Regions from separate parts of the Homo sapiens genome. Here all the other regions are linked to region 3. The links are chromatin contacts, found by Hi-C or POLR2A ChIA-PET in ENCODE. All regions are on one chromosome and are shown on one strand. Each heading gives the region's core, a stretch centred on a gene start or an enhancer-like site at or near the end of the contact. The rest is flanking DNA. Distances are from core to core; before and after follow the strand shown. Region 1 holds the start of LINC01089 (long intergenic non-protein coding RNA 1089). Region 2 overlaps PXN (paxillin). Region 3 holds the start of UBC (ubiquitin C).

Region 1 (3,322 bases), core at 1-2,500, 3.1 Mb before region 3:
GTTCTTATTACCTTTTTGTAAGTTACACCCTCACGTTCTGCTCCTTCCACTTCTGCAAACTTTCCAGGGTTGGGTAGGCAAAAAGGCGGCTTCGCTGAGGACTGTTTACTGCTCTGGATATAGCAATGGTGTGATCGTCATTAAGAGACAAAAGGCGAAAATACAGTCAAATCAAACAAAAGGCACAAGACGCACCAGCCGCCCAACCACCATAGAAAATACCCCCCACTTAACGTTGGTGTTTGCTGGAACCAGCTAGGACTTGTTTTCCAGTTTTAATCTAGTTTCCTGTGACGGCTTTAGTCTCTCTACACAAAGAAAAGGTCTTCCTTTCCCTCACCCACCAGCTCCCCCCAACCCCCAACACCAAAGACGAGAAAAACAGGGCTGTTTTTCTTCAAATAGATCGATTTTCAAAGAAAGTGTACAAGCTACGGGGAAGAAAGCTGACTAGCATTTAGTGCTGTAAACATTTTCAAAAGCATAAAGCTAGAACCTTAGCTTTATAAAGCAAGATCGTCTCAAGCATCTTAACTGGCTTATATTAGACAAGAGAGACAAAGACATACATGCAGATGAAGGTTCGGAAAATTAAGGACATCTCAGCAACATTAACATCAAAACTGTACTGCGTCAGGACAGAATGGATTGGGTACTTACAATGTAAAAGGTTTTTTAAAAACTAAAAGAGTAACAACTGCTCACAATTTTTTGTTGCTGCCATTTCGCTAGTCCTAAAGCTATATACATTTAAAACATTACCTTGTTAAAAAGAGAGAAGGAGTTAATAAGATGGCCAGGTTTAAGTGTTTAATAGAGGAAACTAGATATATTTAAAAATTTATTGTTCAGTCAAGAGAATACAGATTAAGACAGCTCCAAGCTCCCCCCACCCACCCATAGAACAAAAAGAGGAAAAAAAATATGTCATTTACTTAGGTTTTTTTGGAATTCAAAACTGTTAACTGCTGACATGAATGGTGTGCTATGACCTAGTTATACAAGACAAAGATGGATTCCAAGTCATAAGGAAAAATCCAGATCTTTTTAAAAAGTCTTCTCCAGTCTTCCAACTGTGAGTCCTTGGGCCTGTTGACAAATGTTAAACACACTGAGACGTCCTGAACTGGATGGTAGAGTCAAAGGAAAAACATTCCCCATTTGCAACAAAGGAAAAACCCACTTGGCCATTTAATTCCATTGCAGAAAAATGGCTTCCCTCATCTGTTGGCCTCTCCTTCGTGTCTGATGAAGGATGTTTTGAGATCAGCGTCTAATAACTCAAGCCCTATAGAAGCCGCGCGCTGATTGGCTGCCGCGCCCTGCCGCCCTGCTCCAGCCAATTACCTACCCACGGCCAAATTACAAACCCCGAAAAGAGCCCCAATATGAGCTACACCAGCTCCGAGCCCCGGCGAGGCGGCTCCTGCGCCTCGGCCGCCAGAGAGGAGCGGCAGAGGGGGCTGCAAACGCGTCCTCGCGAAGCCCGGGAGCCTCGGAGTTGAACTCACAAAATGGAAGCCGCGCGCTGATTGGCCGCCGCCACTCCCGGACCTTTAATAAAGAAAGGGGAAGGAAAAGATAAATGCAAAAAAGGGGGACTCTCTCCTCCGCGGGTGGCTGGAGGAAGGGGGGGAAGCATGTGTTCAGGACAATTACAGGGCGCTCCCCTCCAAAAATAAAAACAGAAGAAGGCGTCTATCGCCCAGGTCCAGGCGAGGGCTGCATCCTCCCAGGAATGCGAATGCTAACGTGGTGAACCCTGGTCTCCCTTCCCCAGCTCAGCTCCGGGGAGGGGGTCGCGGGCCGCAGGAGGAAGCCGGAGCGCAGATACCTCGATTGCAACTCCTCTGAGTCGACGCCGGCCTCCCCCCGCGGCTCCCAGCGTCCACACACACCCTCGGCCCCCCAGACCCCAGCCATCTCCCCGGGCCCCGCGCGCCCGCCTCCGGCCCGGGCAGTTTGGAAACAGTTTTGCAGGCCCGGGACGCACGCCGCGGCGGTCGCGGCTCTGAGGGTAGTCCCGGCCGCGGGAGGTAGAGCCCGGGGAGACCCCCTCCCCCGCCAGCCAAGACCCCCACCCCAGTCCCAGAAAAATAAATAAATTAAAAGGCCTTCCCCCGGGGAGGGGGAGGCAGTGTGGGAGCGCGCGAGTGAGGGGTGGGGGGCCGCTGGGGCCCGGGGCTTTGGCGGCGCAGCTGCCGCCGCCGGGAGAGTGCCTGGGGAAGCGGCGAGGAAGGAGAGGGGAGGAGGAAGAGGAGGAGGAGGAGGAAGAGGAGGAGGGTGAGCGCTCGGGTCGGGCTCCTTAGCGGTGTATTGTGGGATGTGCGGCTACTGGGAGCCGAGCCTCCGCCGCCAGCCGCCTCCCGGGCAGCAGCAGCAGCAGCGGCGGCGGCAGCGGCAGCAGCTCCGGGCCCGGCAGCCGCGGCGGCGGCGCCCCCCCTTCCTGGCCCCCGGTCCGGCCGCCCCGGCCTCGGCTCCCTCGGGGGACACCATGTACTGGCTGGCGGCGCAGGGAGGCCGGCGCCCGGCGGGGATGTAAGCGCGGCTCGGGGAGGGAGAGGCCGCGGCCGGCAGCCGGGCGGCCCAAGCCCCCGGCCCCGGCCCTGGCCCGAGCGGGCGAGCGGGCGGGCGGGCGGCGGCGCCGCCAGGCCCTGCCGCCAGCCTCGCGCCAGAGCCGGGCCGAGCTAGCGGGTGAGCGCCACGCCGGGCGGCCGGGCGGGCACCATGGGCCGGAGTCCGCGTCCTCCGGGCGCCCCGGGCCCCGCCAGCCCGCCCAGGGGACCCCCGGGAGCCCCTCGCTGCCGCCCCGAGACGGTGGCCGAGCGGGCGGGCGCGTAATTCTCCCGGAAGGGTTATTCTCTCGCTCCATTCTTGTTTTGGGGGGAGCCAGCGAGACAGCTCCTTTCGGGGCGCGCTGGCAAGGTGGGAGGGGGTGGGGGCCTGCCGATTGGATTCTTTCGCGTGTGTGTAGAAGCGGCCGCCGCCGCCGCCGCGGCGGAGACGACAACAACTTGCTGGTTTTCAGGTTGGGTTAACGGCATGGAGAACAGTCACCCCCCCCACCACCACCACCAGCAGCCCCCGCCGCAGCCCGGCCCTTCGGGCGAGAGGAGGAACCACCATTGGAGAAGTTACAAGTTGATGATTGACCCGGCTCTGAAAAAGGGGCATCATAAACTGTACCGCTACGATGGGCAGCATTTCAGCCTGGCGGTGAGTAGCCGGCGCGCCCCCCCAGCCGTGCCCCGCGTCGTGTCCGGGGAGACGCGCCTAGCGGCCAGGGACCCCCCGCCCGATCCCCCGGCCAACTGTCAGACGG
Region 2 (4,870 bases), core at 1,070-3,569, 4.7 Mb before region 3:
GCCCGGCATGGTGGCTCACGCCTGTAATCCCAGCACTTTGGGAGGCCAAGGCAGGTGGATCACTTGAGGTCAGGAGTTTGAGACCAGCCTGGCGAACATGGTGAAACCCCACCTCTACCAAAACTACAAAAAACAGCCAGCATAGTGGCGCATGCCTGTAATCCCAGCTACTCAGGAGGCTGAGGCAGGAGAATCACTTGAACATGGGAGGTGGAGGCTGCAGTGAGCTGAGATCACGCCCCTGCACTCCAGCCTGGATGACAAAGCAAGACTCCATCTCAATAAATAAATAAACAAACAGGCCGCTGCGGTGGCTCACTCCTGTAATCCCAGCACTTTGGGAGGTGAGGTGGGCAGATCATTTGAGGTCAGGAATTCAAGACCAGCCTGGCCAACATGGTGAAACGCTGTCTCCACTAAAAATACAAAAATTAGCTGGGCGTGGTCGTGGGCGCCTGTAATCCCAGCTATTTGGGAGGCTGAGGCAGGAGAATTGCTTGAACCCGGGAGGCAGAGACTGCAGTGAGCCAAGATTGTGCCACTGTACTCCAGCCTGGGCAACAGAGCGAGACTTGGTCTCAAAAATAAATAAACAAACAAACAAATAAATGCCAAGAGAATGATACCAAAAGCCAAACCCTCCACCCCAGGAGTTGTCAAGATTATCCCAAGAATGAACGATAACCATCACCAGTTACTGAGCACTTTGAAAGTATTTCGGGAAAGTATGTCAGGAAATGCACCTATTTCATGGATTAGGAGACCAAGGCTCAGAGTGTAAAGTGATCTGCCAGGGTCACACAAGTAGTAGGCAACAGCATTGATACAGAACCAAGTGTGGCTGATGTCAGAGGCTGGGTTCTATGCCACCTCCCCACCCCAAACCCAGAGAGAACTCAGGTTCTCCAGAGGAGGAAGTGGTTTGCTGCAGGCTCAGCATCACTGTGGGTGTCGCAGTTCATACCCATTTAATCACCAACCACCATCAAGTAGTTATTAAGTGACCGCAGAGAGAACAGCACAGTGCTTGGTGGCAAGGGGTATTTGAAAGGCAGATAAAATCCCTGTCTTCAAAGAGCTTACGGGGCAGAGCGGGAGACAGAAGAAAGCCTAATTTACACAGATCTGTAAAGTTTTACCTTAGCAGGAGGGTCAACAGGCTGGTTAGTTTTATCGGGGAAAAAAGCCTTCTCAAAAAGGTGGATTCAGCTAAGATTTTAAAGGCAGAGGGTAAGGTGAGTCAGGAGAAGGCTATTTTCTGCAACTTGAACCAACATCTAGACTCAAGGCAGAACTGAGTGGTTGGCATGGTCAGAAGTCAAATGTAATTCAGAGACTGCAATACAAGATACCCCCTAGATCTGGCAACTGCATTTGTCATTAAACATCGAGCACAGAGAGTTCTTAGAATCCCCCAAAGCAGGGGCCAAGTAGGAATATGTGTGAGGCAAGTGAGACCCAATGTAGGCAACAGAGAGGGTCAAATACAAGGCTGGAGCTATTGAGGTTAACCAAGTGGTGACACAGAGTACACACATCCCATGAAGCCTGATCTGATTTTTCAAAAGAAACGACATGTAATGAAACTCCGTCTCTACTAAAAATACAAAAATTAGATGGGCGTGGTGGCGGGCGCCTGTAATCCCAACTACTCGGGAGGTTGAGGTAGGAGAATTGCTTGAACCCAGGAGGCGGAGGTTGCAGTTGAGCCGAGATCATGCCACTGCACTCCAGCCTGGGTGACGCAGTGAGACTCTGTCTCAAAAAAAAAAAAAAAAAAAAAAGGAACAACATGGACTTTTTGGTGCAATCTCCTGATGTTTTAAATGTTGGCAACTAATTTGGAATATTTTGAATACCATGCAGACCAAGCAACAAGGGTCTGCAGACCAAATCTGACCCGTAGATTTCTGATTTCTACCTTGAGGTTTCCCATATGAAAAACCAGAAAGAAGACCAGGCATAGTGGCTCACGCCTGTAATCCCAGCTCTTTGGAAGGCCAAGGCAGGTGGATCACCTGAGGTCAGGAGTTTGAGACTAGCCTGACCATTATGGTGAAACCCCGTCTCTACTAAAAATATGAAAAGTAGCCAGGCATGATGGCACACGCCTGTAGTCTCAGCTACTCAGGAGGCTGAGACAGGAGAATTGCTTGAACCCCAGAGGCGGAGGTTGCAGTGAGCTGAGATCACGCCACTGCACTCTAGCCTGGGTGACAGAGCGAGACTCCATCTCAAAAAAGAAAAAAAAGAAAAAGAAAAAAGAGACCGGGCTAGTTGTGGGAAGACCCACCCAAGGTGCAGGTTCTTGCATCATTGCCTGTGGTAACACTGGGTGTGTTCCCTTCCCCTAACTCCTCTGGGCTTCAGTTTAGCTTCCTCTGAAAGTAGAAAATAACTACTATCTACCTCAAAGGGTGGCTATCAGAACCATATAAAAAATGATCGTCAATGGACAAATAATTAAAATGTGGTTTATACATCCATTGTATATAGATACAGTGAATTATTCAGCCTTAAAAAGGGAGATTCTGCCCATTTGCCACAGCATGGAAGGACGTGCTAAGTAAGATAAGCCAGACACAACAAGAAAAACATTGCATGATCTCACTTATATGTACTATATACATATATTTATTTATTTATTATTTTACTTATTTTTGAGATCGAGTCTTTCTCTGTCACCCAAGCTGGAGTGCAGTGGCGTGATCTTGGCTCATTCCAGCCTCCACCTCTTGGGTTCAGGCGATTCTCCTGCCTCAGGCTCCCAAGTGGCTGAGACTACAGGCCCGTGCCACCACGCTTGGCTAATTTTTATATTTTTGGTAGAGAGGGTTTCGCCATGTTGGCCAGGCTGGTCTCGAACTCCTAACCTCAGATGATCCACCCACCTCAGCCTCCCAAAGTGCTGGGATTACAGGCGTGAGCCACCACGTCCAGTCCAATATATATATTTATATATCTATAAAGAGGTCAAATACAGAGATCGAGAATGAAACAGTGGTTACTATGGGTGGAAGTGGAGAATGGGGAGACGTGGGTCAAAGAATACTAAGTAGCAGATACACGAGATGCACAAGTTTAGAAATCTAATGTATGATATGAGGGCTGAAGTTAAGAAAATCGTACTCGGGATTTTCGGATTTTTGTTACATAAGTAGATTTAGCTGCTCTTGGCACACAGGAAAGTAGCTGTGAGATGACTGACAGGTTAATCTGCTTCACTTTAGCAACCACCTTACTATCTGTACGTATCCTATGACAACATGTTGTAAACCTCGAATATACACAATAAGGTTTAGTGGTTCTTTTGTTTTTGTTTTGTTTTTTTTGAAATGGAGTCTCGCTCTGTCACCCAGACTGGAGTGCAATGGTGTGATCTCGGCTCACTGCAACCTCCGCCTCCCAGGTTCAAGAGATTCTCCTGCCTCAGCCTCCCAAATAGCTGGAATTACAGGCACGTGCCACCACGCCCAGCTAATTTTTGTAATTTTAGTAGAGACGGGGTTTCACCATGTTGGCCAGGCTGGTCTTGATCTCTTGACCTCAAGATCCACCTGCCTTGGCCTCCCAAAGTGCTGGGATTACAGGTGTGAGCCACAATGCCCGGCCTAAGGTTTAGTTTTTTAAAAAATAAAGAAGCACATGAAAATATTTCCTCAAGCTTAACGTGCTACACAAATGCCCATTATCTAATACAGGCCCAGAGAAGAGAGGGGGCGCTAACAGAGAACAGGCAGTAGATGGGGCCTGGGAGAGTGAAAAGGAAATGAGAAGGGAGTAGATGAGAAGGGAGAGTGGAAAGGAAATGAGTTGAGTCTCTGCTGGTGCGCAGACCGGAAGAATCTGGACAATAGAATTCACGTCAGGGGTGGAAATATAAATTTGGGAGTCACCAGCACACAGGTTATAAAAGAGGTCATGCAGTTGATTAACTGACCGAGGTGCATAGTTGAAAAACAAGGAGTTCAGAGAAATCCTTTGGGAAAACACCCAGGTGCACCTCCACTCAGGGATCAGAGGAGACTTGGGAAAAGAAGGTGGGAGGGTCTCTGGAGAAGCAAGCGGAGCTTAAGGAAGGGAGAAAAAAATATGCAGCTAAAGGGTGAGACAGGTGTCTCAGCAAAAGAGCAAACGTGGAAGAATGGGTCAGACTGTGTTAAAATTTAAAAAGGAACAGGCCGGGCGCGGTGGCTCACACCTGTAATCCCAGCACTGGGAGACCGAGGCAGGCAGATCACAAGGTCAAGAGTTCAAGACCAGCCTGGCCACTATGGTGAAACCCCATCTCTACTAAAACCACAAAAATTAGCTGGGCATGGTGGCGGGCGCCTGTAGTCCCAGCTACTCAGGAGGCTGAGGCAGAAGAATCACTTGAACCCGGGAGGCGGAGGTTGCAGTGAGCCAAGATCATGCCACTGCACTCCAGCCTGGGTGACAGAGAAAGACTCTGTCTCAAAAAAGATAATAATAAATTTAAAAATAAATAAAATAAAAAGGAGCAAAGTAAAAAAGTTAGTAAGTGCAGGTCAGGCACAATGGCTCACATCTGTAATTCCAACACTTTGGGAGGCCGAGGTGGGCGGATTACCTGAGCTCAGGAGTTCGAGACCAGCCTGGCCAACATGGCAAACGAAACCCCATCTCTACCAAAAATACAAAATTAGCCAGGTATGGTGGTGTGTGCCTGTAATCTCAGCTACTGCGGACTGCGGGGGGTTGGGGGGGGTGGGGCGGAGGCAGGAGGATCGCTTGACCCTGGGAGACAGAGGTTGCAGTGAGCCAAGATCATGCCACTGTACTCCATTCTGGGCGGCAGAGCAAGACTCTCTAAAAAACAAAACAAAAAACTGAAGTTAGTAAAAGCAGA
Region 3 (4,351 bases), core at 1-2,500:
CTTTCCGGCAAAGATCAACCTCTGCTGGTCAGGAGGAATGCCTTCCTTGTCCTGGATCTTTGCTTTGACGTTCTCGATGGTGTCACTGGGCTCGACCTCAAGGGTGATGGTCTTGCCAGTGAGTGTCTTCACGAAGATTTGCATCCCACCTCTGAGACGGAGCACCAGGTGCAGGGTGGACTCTTTCTGGATGTTGTAGTCAGACAGGGTGCGCCCATCTTCCAGCTGTTTTCCAGCAAAGATCAGCCTCTGCTGGTCAGGAGGGATGCCTTCCTTATCTTGGATCTTTGCCTTGACATTCTCGATGGTGTCACTGGGCTCAACCTCGAGGGTGATGGTCTTACCAGTCAGAGTCTTCACGAAGATCTGCATTGTCTAACAAAAAAGCCAAAAACGGCCAGAATTTAGCGGACAATTTACTAGTCTAACACTGAAAATTACATATTGACCCAAATGATTACATTTCAAAAGGTGCCTAAAAAACTTCACAAAACACACTCGCCAACCCCGAGCGCATAGTTCAAAACCGGAGCTTCAGCTACTTAAGAAGATAGGTACATAAAACCGACCAGAGAAACTGACGCCTCACTTATCCCTCCCCTCACCAGAGGTCCGGCGCCTGTCGATTCAGGAGAGCCTACCCTAGGCCCGAACCCTGCGTCCTGCGACGGAGAAAAGCCTACCGCACACCTACCGGCAGGTGGCCCCACCCTGCATTATAAGCCAACAGAACGGGTGACGTCACGACACGACGAGGGCGCGCGCTCCCAAAGGTACGGGTGCACTGCCCAACGGCACCGCCATAACTGCCGCCCCCGCAACAGACGACAAACCGAGTTCTCCAGTCAGTGACAAACTTCACGTCAGGGTCCCCAGATGGTGCCCCAGCCCATCTCACCCGAATAAGAGCTTTCCCGCATTAGCGAAGGCCTCAAGACCTTGGGTTCTTGCCGCCCACCATGCCCCCCACCTTGTTTCAACGACCTCACAGCCCGCCTCACAAGCGTCTTCCATTCAAGACTCGGGAACAGCCGCCATTTTGCTGCGCTCCCCCCAACCCCCAGTTCAGGGCAACCTTGCTCGCGGACCCAGACTACAGCCCTTGGCGGTCTCTCCACACGCCTCCGTCCCACCGAGCGGCCCGGCGGCCACGAAAGCCCCGGCCAGCCCAGCAGCCCGCTACTCACCAAGTGACGATCACAGCGATCCACAAACAAGAACTGCGACCCAAATCCCGGCTGCGACGGAACTAGCTGTGCCACACCCGGCGCGTCCTTATATAATCATCGGCGTTCACCGCCCCACGGAGATCCCTCCGCAGAATCGCCGAGAAGGGACTACTTTTCCTCGCCTGTTCCGCTCTCTGGAAAGAAAACCAGTGCCCTAGAGTCACCCAAGTCCCGTCCTAAAATGTCCTTCTGCTGATACTGGGGTTCTAAGGCCGAGTCTTATGAGCAGCGGGCCGCTGTCCTGAGCGTCCGGGCGGAAGGATCAGGACGCTCGCTGCGCCCTTCGTCTGACGTGGCAGCGCTCGCCGTGAGGAGGGGGGCGCCCGCGGGAGGCGCCAAAACCCGGCGCGGAGGCCGCTGCACCGGGAGCGGGTGGGCGGCCCGCGTTCCTTAGCCGCGGCTCCGCGGCCCCTCCCCTCAGCCCCCGCGGTCCCCTCGGGTCGCGAACCCCGCGTTCGGCGGACGTGGGGCACGCAGCGAGCGCCTTCTGCAGAGTCGGGGTCTCCCTCCCCTCCCTCCTGACCCGCCCTGGCCCACCCTGCGAGATGGACGGGTCTTTATTTTTGGGTCACATTTGAGGTAATGACGGGGCTTCCTTTGCTCAGCCCCCTTCAACCTCCCTGAGCCTCCCAGGCCGGTCGCGGGGGGCTCCCGGGGCCGCGGGACAAGGACAATGACTCGGCAGATCTCAGGGCGGGCGTGGCCCTAAAGCTGGGGAACGCTCGAGAACTTTCCAGGGGAGACACTGCAGAGGAGCTGGGTGTCCAGGTTAAATTTGGAAAAAAGAGGCGGAAACCCCACACAGTTTTATTTTAGCTGGAACGCAAGGCTGAGCGAACGACATCCTTCTAGACTGTTCTTCCACCTTCCTGTACATTCTGAGGGCCAGGTATGGAAAGGTCCTACTTGATGCCAACAGGGAGGCATGGAAATTTCTCTGGTTTCAATGGGTACGATTATTGTAAGCAGGATCCATTCAATAATCGGACCCATTTAAACCGGAGATTTTAAAAGACAGGAATAGAATCCCAACCTTATTTCAGTGCAGGGTAGGGTGTCAAATATGAAATGTAATTCTACAGGGCAATTCTATTTTGGTAAAAGAAGTGGGGAGAAAAGCATCACCAGCCAGCTTTTTAAATTTTTACCACAACCTATTTTGTGATCCCTACGTGTCATTTCTTCAGTATATTTTTTAAATGTTTTAAAATATACGAACATGGTGAGATTTTTTAAATGTGTCTTTTTAAAGTGTACAGTGAAAAGTCTCCCTCATGCCCTCAATTTCCCAGCCACTGTTCCTTCTGGACTCTTCTACAAATAGTCCCTGTTTCTACAAATGTATTGGAGGTAGGGAGGCTATTTTGATTTCTACCCTTAAAAGCTTCAAAAAAAAGAGAAAAAGAGGCTACCAACTGAAAAATATTTTGCCATTAGGAAAAGGCTGCATTCTTGTTTTAAGTTATGAACATTACATTATTTAAACGGCAGACTTAAAATATGCATCAAAGCAAAATGAACCTGCTATATATTTTCTATGGTAACCCATGTTTCTGTGTATTTATGAAAATCCAAGATCTGTGCATTGTTCAAAACAGACTTTGACATCTCCAATTTTTAACATTTTAAAGAGAATGAATTCATGTGTTACTGGGAAATTAAAACGAATAATAAAAGTGTCATTTTCCAGGATTGGCAGGATACCCCAGTGATTTCCAATACACATTTCTGCAAAGTTTTTGTTTTTTGTTTTTCCCCTACATTTCGGGAAGGAGTTTTGAAGGGATTAAAAAGCTGAGATTCTTTCTGAGGTGACCAGGCCTGGCTTTCAACCACGCCCTGGTTGCTTTTGGCTGTTACTCTGCTGCAAGCCTTGTGATTCATGTTGTTTAAAGGCTGAGTCACCAGCTTTGTGACATAGCTTTTTTCAGAGTCCAAAAGGTACAGAGAAAAAACAGCCCTAACTGCAGAGGCAGGGGCGGGAGAGGAGGACAGGAGGAGGAAAAAGGAAGAAGAGGGGATGAGGGTAGGGTGGGTAATGGGCCAAAGGTTAGCTGCAAAGAGAAACCAATGTTGTCTCTAGCAGAAAAAAATTATTGAAAACATCCCAGCATTCCCTGACTTAAATGGTTATTGAAGCAAACAGAAATAAACCTTTCTCCAAAGTCACTGAGGTGACAGGGAAGAAAATGGCCTCCCAAAACGCAGGTGTCTGATGTTTCTCTACAACAATGGTTCTCAACAAGGAGTGATTTGCTCTTTCAGGGGACATTTGGCAATATCTGGAGATATTCTTGGTTGTCACAACTCAGGGGAGGTTAGGGGATGCTACTACTAATACTAGCACTGTTGGTAGACACCAGGGATGCCACTGAACATTCTATGAGGGACAGTCCCCCACAACAAAGAATTATCAGACCCAACATATTAATAGTGCTGAAATTAAGAAACCCTGTCCTACAAAGGATTTTTGTTGTTGCAACAACTGCTTTTCTGTTTTCCGAAAGGGTTCCCAAAGTCTAAATGTCCCACTTGGACTCAGGAGTCAGGTATCAAGTCACGCTCTTAAAACCTAAACCCTGCTGACCTAGAATGCGATGTGCTAGAATGTGCAAGAATCGGGATGAGTCACTGGATCCGTTTTCAGTTCGTTCCACCCACAGATCCGTCCTTTGCAGGCGCCCCAGAAAAGATTGCTTCAGAGCTGGCACCAATGGAGAAGGGACAGAGGCCCAGCAACAGGGCGGGATTGGCAGGCGGAAGGGAGCGTGTGATGAGCTGAGCTCACAAAGGGCCGGGGTGCTGGGCTGCAGCTGGGGAGGGCGGGGTTGGATCAGCGCCTGCTCCTCCGCCTTCGTTTTTCCCCTCCCCCTAAGGATTCAGTTCCCCCTTCTGAAATTCACCACCTTGTATGTGACTTAATCCAGCCCCATGAAACTGTCTGAGAGCATGAGTGAGGGTCAACAAACTTGCTTCCCCCAAGAAAAAGGGTGGAATCAGAGAGGTGGTGGGAAGGGTTTGCCTTGCTTTGTCATCGCTTATATAACCATAAAAGGTTGTCAAGGACGCCTGCAGGTTAGAGGCCTGGCAAACAGGAAGTAAAAAAAAAAAACCTGGGGAAT

What was found. Hi-C counts contacts between places; a loop is a spot of excess contacts on that map. ChIA-PET counts read pairs that join two places held with the same protein, here RNA polymerase II (POLR2A). Pooled maps may share reads with other maps.
Region 1: a pooled map shows a loop between it and region 3 (9-fold over the local background). The contact joins the promoter of LINC01089 here to the promoter of UBC in region 3. A Hi-C loop is called at or near these places in 2 of 37 single-sample maps with no recorded cell type and 11 of 50 pooled maps. POLR2A ChIA-PET finds 5 or more read pairs at or near these places in 1 of 52 experiments (activated naive CD4-positive, alpha-beta T cell).
Region 2: a pooled map shows a loop between it and region 3 (4-fold over the local background). The contact joins the enhancer-like site here to the promoter of UBC in region 3. A Hi-C loop is called at or near these places in 5 of 50 pooled maps.

The regions. Positions count from the first base shown.
Region 1 is chr12:121,801,696-121,805,017 of GRCh38, forward strand. It overlaps LINC01089 (long intergenic non-protein coding RNA 1089), which reads right to left and starts at 1,251. Exons shown (of 4, transcript NR_152740.1): 1 at 936-1,251; 2 at 12-113. SETD1B (SET domain containing 1B, histone lysine methyltransferase) reads left to right here and starts at 2,314. Exons shown (of 17, transcript NM_001353345.2): 1 at 2,314-2,538; 2 at 3,029-3,216. The coding sequence starts at 3,043. RefSeq lists silencers at 1,859-2,108, 2,379-2,508, 2,549-2,608.
Region 2 is chr12:120,251,237-120,256,106 of GRCh38, forward strand. The region is part of intron 1 of PXN (paxillin); the gene reads right to left. Among named protein-coding and RNA genes, the nearest start is that of PXN, 12 kb to the right of the region's middle. Within about 2 kb of position 2,320, at least 7 of the 41 ENCODE cell types and tissues checked have a DNase peak (open chromatin) inside an H3K27ac peak, as active enhancers do.
Region 3 is chr12:124,913,400-124,917,750 of GRCh38, forward strand. It overlaps UBC (ubiquitin C), which reads right to left and starts at 1,251. Exons shown (of 2, transcript NM_021009.7): 1 at 1,188-1,251; 2 at 1-375. The coding sequence starts at 372. MIR5188 (microRNA 5188) reads left to right here and starts at 2,148; the gene lies at 2,148-2,260. RefSeq lists enhancers at 548-1,505, 830-1,279, 2,604-3,803, 2,903-3,582, 2,944-3,238 and 2 more and silencers at 1,490-1,829, 3,188-3,247.